Linked DNA regions of Mus musculus: region 1 is linked to region 2. Evidence: chromatin loops called from intact Hi-C (ENCODE). Cell type or tissue: heart. All regions are shown on one strand.

Region 1 (4,000 bases), 290 kb before region 2:
TGTGATGGCTTTTTCGGACTGATTCCTCTCCTCTGGTCCACATTCATCTTCCATTCTTACATTGAAGAAATGCAGAAGACAGCTTGCTTTTCTGAGAAGGACTTGGGGGAAAAAAAGCATATTTCGGATGTGCCAGATAGAAGCATTACATAATACTCTCTGTATTCAAATAGCATATCTTGAATCTGAGAAAGCTGGCAAAAATGTATTGGAGAAAGCTAAATATAAATTTTAAAGCATGTTTGCATGCATAAGGGTGTGTTTGTTTGTTTGTTTGTTTGTTTGTTTGTTTGTTTAAATCACAAGCAATACACATCTAGTAAAGGCTATCAGAATGGGAACATTCTTTTTTCTTTTTTTTTTTCTAGAATCTTCCAGGTATCCAAGTATTTTAACTTATTTTTTTCTCACCTTCCTCATGAAAGAAAGGAGCAAACAAAATGATTAGCAAAATTTCTTTCCAATTGTAAAGTTTGATGACCCTAAAGCAGGATGTTGAATCAGTTGTTCTTAAAAGGTAGCAAGCATGGATTGAACATGTAGTTAAGTTAGTGGGATGCTCTCCTGAGATGCACAAGTCCACAGGTTCAGTCCCCAGCACAGCATATGCTGTGACGCATGTGGGGCACACACTTTAGACTCAACAGAAAGTGGAGACAGGAGGACCAAGTCATTCTTGGCTACAGGGCAAGTTTGAGGCTGCCCTGGGCTACTTGGAGCCCTGTCTTCAACAAAAACAGTAGCATCCATGTCTTACTTTTGGGCAAAAGAAAATTCTACCCTGCAACATCCCCATCTTGAAACTCGGTGCTCTCACTTACAGCCTAGGCTCAACTGTCCAGAGCAGAGCGTCGGAGCAAATTCTGATGTAAACACGGCTGTGTAGCCTAGTGTTGGAGGATGGATCACCATCCGACAAGTATGCTGGGAGCGGTTATCTCTGAGGACACTCACTCCTTTTTTTTTTTAAACAAAACAAAACAACCAGTTGTTTTATTGAGAAAATAGAGGAGATGCCTCCATCTTTTCCAGGTGATCCCTATCAGAAGTGGGAGGTGGCAATGTGGCATGCTTTCCACAGGGGAAAATAGTCTGGGCAGGCCCCAGAAAAGTAGGGGTGTCAGTGGGGGAGGGCTGAGTGGGACCTGAAAGGCAGGGGGTGAGTGGTAAAGATGCTAGCTGCTGAAAGAAAGTGTATAGAAAAGAGGTACACTTCCCAAGGCCTAGAGCTGCCTCCTTCCAATTCTTCATAAATAAAATTTCACAGTAATAGAAGAATGCCTACATCTAGGTCTCAACCGGCCAGTTTCAGGCCGGGAGTCAGTATTGGTGAGGTGCCAAGGGTGAGACCTGGCTTGGGCTGTGCTCAGGGGTCACTGTGCCCTGGGGGGCCAAGAGCACTGCTTTTGTGCCCTGTGACGGGGCAACACCCACTCCTTAACAACATTTCTCTTATAGCAGTGGTTCTCCACCTATAGGTCACAACCCCTTTGGGGAGTTGAAAGTTCTTTTCACAGGGGTCACCTATGACCATAGGAAACCACAGACATTTATATTACAATTACAGTAGCAGAATTACAGTTATAAAGTTGCAATGAAAATAATTTTATGTTTGGGGGTCACTACAAGGTGAAGAACTGTATTAAAGGGGTGTGACATTAGGAAGGTTGACAACCGCTGGTTTATAAGGTGCATATGGAAAGTTGCCACAGGCTAGCAAGAACCATAAATTTCTACTTACAGCCATTGATGTGCCAAACCCAGAATGCAAATTTGAGTTGCGAAGACTAAAGTCCTACTTACGAAACACAATTTTTAGGAATTAACTTTCTTACCAGCAGATGTCACTGCAGCCTAATAGACTGATTTCTGTCACTTTAGCTCCCTTCCAGTAAACTTAGCAAATCTTTTACCTTAGCGGTGTCCCTGATTTTCCCTAAGAATGTCTTCTGCAGTGAAGTTAAAGAGAGACTAAGTTAGGGAGAGTGAGTTGACTCAGCCAGGAAAGGTGATTGCCACTAAGCCTGGGACCTGAGTTCAAACCCTGAAATCTACATACTGGAAGCAGGAGACGGACTACCTAAACTTGTTCATTGACCAATACCTGTATGCCATGCCATGTTCATGGCCCGCCCCATGATTAATTAATTAATTAATTAGTATGTTATTAAGTTATGTGAATCCTGGCCTAGGTTGATCATATTAAATAAACTTATATCACCCATTAACATATTTTATGTAACAATGAGGTTTCTCAGTTAAACCAAAGGCATGATTTTAAACACAGAATTGTACTGTGCAATAAATTATCAGAATAACTCACTATTTCAAAACTCAGCCATCCCAAATAGTAGGAATAAAAATTCATTTATCTCTGGCAAGTATAGCTCTTGTATAATAATAATAGTAATAGTTGTAGTAATAATGATAATAATACAATAGGAAATAATAAAATAATAATCTAACAAATAATAAGACTTAAATCATGTACTATTGCTCTTTAGAATGCAGCCTTTTGCTTTTAGCCAAAGTTTTTTTTTTTTTTTTTTTGAAGTAAAAGCAAAATATAATTTTTATTAGATATTTTCTTTTTTCTTTTTTTTTTTCCATTTTTTATTAGGTATTTAACTCATTTACATTTCCAATGCTATACCAAAAGTCCCCCATATCCACCCACCCCCACTCCCCTGCCCACCCACTCCCCCTTTTTGGCCCTGGTATTCCCCTGTACTGGGGCATATAAAGTTTGCAAGTCCAATGGGCCTCTCTTTCCAGTGATGGCCGACTAGGCCATCTTTTGATATATATGCAGCTAGAGTCAAGAGCTCCGGGGTACTGGTTAGCTCATAATGTTGTTCCACCTATAGGGTTGCAGATCCCTTTAGCTCCTTGGCTACTTTCTCTAGCTCCTCCATTGGGAGCCCTATGATCTATCCATTAGCTGACTGTGAGCATCCACTTCTGTGTTTGCTGGGCCCCGGCATAGTCTCACAAGAGACAGCTACATCTGCGTCCTTTCAATAAAATCTTGCTAGTGTATGCAATGGTGTCAGCGTTTGGATGCTGATTATGGGGTGGATCCCTGGCTATGGCAGTCTCTACATGGTCCATCCTTTCATCTCAGCTCCAAACTCCGTCTCTGTAACTCCTTCCATGGGTGTTTTGTTTCCAAATCTAAGGAGGGGCATAGTGTCCACACTTCAGTCTTCATTCTCCTTGAGTTTCATGTGTTTAGCAAATTATATCTTATATCTTGGGTATCCTAGGTTTGGGGCTAATATCCACTTATCAGTGAATACATATTGTGTGAGTTTCTTTGTGAATGTGTTACCTCACTCAGGATGATGCCCTCCAGGTCCATCCATTTGGCTAGGAATTTCATAAATTCATTCTTTTTAATAGCTGAGTAGTACTCCATTGTGTAGATGTACCACATTTTCTGTATCCATTCCTCTGTTGAGGGGCATCTAGGTTCTTTCCAGCTTCTGGCTATTATAAATAAGGCTGCTATGAACATAGTGGAGCATGTGTCCTTCTTACCTGTTGGGGCATCTTCTGGATATATGCCCAGGAGAGGTATTGCTGGATCCTCCGGTAGTACTATGTCCAGTTTTCTGAGGAACCGCCAGACTGATTTCCAGAGTGGTTGTACAAGCCTGCACTCCCACCAACAATGGAGGAGTGTTCCTCTTTCTCCACATCCTCGCCAGCATCTGCTGTCACCTGAATTTTTGATCTTAGCCATTCTGACTGGTGTGAGGTGGAATCTCAGGGTTGTTTTGATTTGCATTTCCCTGATGATTAAGGATGTTGAACATTTTTTCAAGTGCTTCTCTGCCATTCGGTATTCCTCAGGTGAGAATTCTTTGTTCAGTTCTGAGCCCCATTTTTTAATGGGGTTATTTGATTTTCTGAAGTCCACCTTCTTGAGTTATTTATATATGTTGGATATTAGTCCCCTATCTGATTTAGGATAGGTAAAGATCCTTTCCCAATCTGT
Region 2 (4,000 bases):
TCCCTTGGAATCATCTGCCACCTCTGGCTTTTACAATCTTTCCACCTCCACTTGCCCTTAGATCCCTGGGCCTTGGTGGAGGCTGGGGAGTGATAAAAAGGCATCCCACTTAGGACTGAGTGCTCCCAAGTCGCTCACTCTCTGCTCATTGACCACAGTGGATCACTGCTAATTCCCATCTACTGCAAGAGCAAGTGATGCCCACGTGAGCTCACAGAGGCTGTGTCAGTGCTCACCAGAGCTGCACAGGTTCAAGCATCAAGGGTCCCAGCATTGAGACAGGGAAGCAGACACAGGGTTCCAACCCTAACCAAAAAGCCATTTCCTGACAATGGGAAACAGTTTTTCCCAAGAGAGTCTCCCTATTCGTATTAACCACATCCCAGGGCATGCCCCACTCCCAGAAGTTAGTTGACCAACACAAGATGAACCCCATGTCTTTGTGGGCTGGGGAGCTTTTGTTTTGTTTTATTTTATTTTGTTTGGGCTTTTTTTTTTCATCTTATTGGTTTTTTGTTTATTTTGATTTTTGTCTTTTGTTTTCTTGTTTTGAGAGAGACAGAGAACATGTCTCTGGGTGAGTAGGTAGGTAAAGAGGATAGGAAAGGAATTGGGGGGAGGGGAAACATGATAAAAAAAATACTGTATTAAAAAAGTATATAAAAAAGGAAAGCTATGCCCCCCCAGTCAGTTGATCCAAAATATAGCTTATAAATATACAGATATACACAGAACCTTGTCATAATAATACTGACTAGGAAAAGGCCAAATTAATCCCCTAGGGAAAATGCTGATTTTTTGTTTGTTTGTTTGTTTAAATAGGAAACTGAACTTCCTTCAAAAGAGACGATCGGCGTGTCCCATACTAAAGCTTCATTATCACACTCCATAGGCTCCCAGGTTCTGACACATGGCATATGGGAATGGTGGGCCTTGTCCTGCATGTGAGCAAACTCTAACAGCATGGGACCACCACCATGTTACCAGAGTTAGGTCAGAGGCTGGGTCCCAATTGCCCTTCCCCCTACCCCACCTCGAGACACACACACACACACACACACACACACACACACACACACACAGAGCCAAGTACAGCCACCTATCCGCAGTGGTCTAACTAAAGATATATGTGAGAGTAGAAAACAGAAAGGGGGATTCACTCAAGGTGTTGTAGTGAAGAGTGTGACCCCCCTCTTAAGACTTGCAAAGTGACCCGACAAGTTGTCAGTGATATGAAAAAGAGAGAGAGAGAAAGAGAGAGAGATCTCCCTCTAGCTGGCTTCTCCCATCAGGAAAATGCTGAGGAAAATCCATTTTCGTGGGGTTCATAATCTCAACAGCCTGATAGTCAAACGCGGCTGGCACAAGATTCTATTTAGAGTCCTTTCGTTCCCGCCGGGAGGGTTACAATAAAACAAACTTAGAGTGCCAAAGAAACGTTCAGAACAAGCCAGCTCTCTGCCCCAGGAGAGACCAGAAGCAAAGAAGAGAGCAAATGAACACCTTAGTCTAACAACCCAGAGAGAGGACTACTGTCCTGCAAGCCAGGGTCTTCCCCGCACAAAGAAGGGCGAGAGAAGAGCTGCGCCAAAGGTAGATGCAGCCTGGCTTCGGGAACCATCCCTAAATCGGGGGCCATGTGCCGGTCGCTTCCCTGTCTTCCCAGGCTGCTGGGAGAAGAACGCAGCCTGGCATCACTGCTCAGAGCTCACATGTTCAGCAAAGTTCCTCCACCTACTCAGATCTTAAACATAGAAACAAGGGCCTACAAAATGGTATTTTAATTTCTGTCAGAACCAAAGCCACACTGTCTGAATAAGGCAGTTACAGCAGCGCTCCGCACATGAAAAGAACAGTACCATCCCCAACACCTACTGGCCGATTTGCATAACCGTGCAACAAAAAACCGCCTTTGTGGACGCAAAGCCAATGTGAGCAGCGCCACCTCGCGGCACCGTGAAGAGCTGCGAGTGGCATGCTAGAGGCTTCATTCCCAGGAGTGATTCGTCTCCGCGGAAATGAAGATCACCAAACTAGAAAACCCACAGTGGAATCTGAGCTCCTTCCGACTTTAATGTAACGCTCAATTTTAACTGGAAATCTTGCGTTTTGATTTGTTAAAAGCTGGGACCTACACTTGCTCTACCTGACCAGTGCCCACTCCAGAAGCCAGGTATTCACTTGCACAGCAAAGTCTTCCAGTTAATTCTGAGACAACCCACATCGAGTAATGGGTGGGAAGACCCTCTATTCTATGAGGCATAAGACTTAGGGGAGGGGCGGCGCGAGGGTGGAAGAGTAGAGAGACCCGAAAGCCATCGAGAGGAGCTAGGAGGAAAGTCAGTAAACCTGCCAAGCAAGAATGGGGGTCCTGCAGTTAGAGCCAGACACTGTCATGACCCAGATATAATGCAGGTGCCCGTGAATGGGGAGTGTAGAGAGAAGAGAGCCCCTGGGACTCACGGGCCAGTCAGTGTAACCAAAAAGGCAAGCTCCTACTTCAGTGAGAGACCCTGTCTCAAAACTACAAAATTGGAAGACTTGAGTTGTCAAACTCTGGCATACACACGTGTGAACACACAGACACACGTACGCGCATATAGAAACACTAAATGTCAGATGATGGAAGAGTACGAAGAAAAGATGATCAATTCTGAAGGAAGCGTTACTTCCTTCTAGTGGTGTTCAGAGTCAATGCGCCTGGGCTCAGAAGAGTCACAAGTGCATGCCATGACTTGTCCAGAAAGCTGGGCCCCACCACCAAGGCGATTAATCCTTTCTTTAGGGAAGGGATTATTAAAATGGGCTCATGTTCCAACTATCTAGTACAAAAGAAAAACATCCCATTGTATCCTATCACCCGCAGGTCTGGCTCATTATTAGGTGGGTCTGGGCCCGCCCTTTCCCAGCACAGTGGCCGCTGAGAGCTCACACACACCTTTGCAGTGGACCGCGATGGCCCCCTCGGTGTTCTCACAGATGTTCAGGAATCTCCGCACGATGTTATCGCTGGGGGTGCTGCCGTCTATGAAGAACAGGTCATAGTGCTCGAAGCCAGCGTCTGTGAAGCGCTTCGCCTCGTAGATCTTTTTGTTCAATCTCACGATCGTGGTCACGTTGTTCTTTTTGAAGTATGGAAAGTAGGCTTCGGGAGCGTGGAGAGGGTAACCTACAGGCAAACAAGGGACAGTCAGCAGAAAACCACAAGGAGCCATCAAAGTAGCGGCTGACCTAATTGAACACCAGAGGCGACTACAACCTACAAAAATAAAAAAATAAAAATGGCAGCCTCTGGATGACTGGCCAAGAATCCAGAATCCAGGAAGCATAATCTTGGAGACCCCAAACAAAGGCAGTTCCGAAGTACTCAAATGGACAGAGCAGTGCTGGGGTGATTTGGGGCGACATTCCTTCTTGAACAGTATTCTTTAACAGATTCGTTTCAGCTACAGCGAAGGCTTTTTGGAAGCTAGAGGTAGCGTTTCCATCTATAACACCACTCCCCGTGAAGCAGGGTGGTGATTAATTATCATATGCAATGTCCGAGTCACACCTTGTAAGCTTTCTCAAAACCATCTCCTTAAAATAACAGCTGGGAACTGTGGGATGGAGGTCCAAGGGTGCCACTGGACAAGAGAAATATGATCAAGGGCCCTAGTGCACAGCATGTTGCCTATAGTTAAAAACAGCGTGCGGGACTGGATCCATGTGTTAAATTTGACGGTCGCTTCATAGTATATACATAATTTTAATCAATCATATGTGTAGCATAAACATATGCATGTCCAATAAAAATATTAGTATTTCAAAGTAAAGTTAAGAGAGTAACTTTTGGTAGACCCTTTCTTGACAGTGGGGGGAGACAATCTCCACGTGTCCTGGCATGTCCCCCAGCAAGCAAGCATTCTTGTTACTGATCTACTCTTGGCCGGTCATCCAAAGTGACCACGGGAATTTGGGTCACTGAAAACCTTGCCTTGCAGCCCAGGGGTTAAGAGGA

Evidence for each region. Peaks named below come from ENCODE experiments on the same cell type or tissue, not always from the same donor. Only the 100,000 strongest peaks of a DNase experiment are listed, where the experiment ranks them.
Region 1: it touches region 2 in a loop (5-fold over the local background); 37 of 42 quality-filtered maps call a loop at or near these places.

What each region holds. Positions count from the first base shown.
Region 1 is chr3:116,032,032-116,036,031 of GRCm38, forward strand. No RefSeq gene overlaps it. Among named protein-coding and RNA genes, the nearest start is that of Extl2, 26 kb to the left of the region's middle. In heart, a CTCF peak has its summit at 1,846 (motif pointing right); no DNase peak of the experiment used is centred here.
Region 2 is chr3:116,325,541-116,329,540 of GRCm38, forward strand. It overlaps Cdc14a (CDC14 cell division cycle 14A), which reads right to left. Exons shown (of 16, transcript NM_001080818.2): 9 at 2,939-3,169. Among named protein-coding and RNA genes, the nearest start is that of Gm46839, 70 kb to the left of the region's middle. In heart, no CTCF peak of the experiment used is centred here; a DNase peak (open chromatin) is centred at 1,921; H3K4me3 peaks cover 559 bases; H3K27ac peaks cover 225 bases.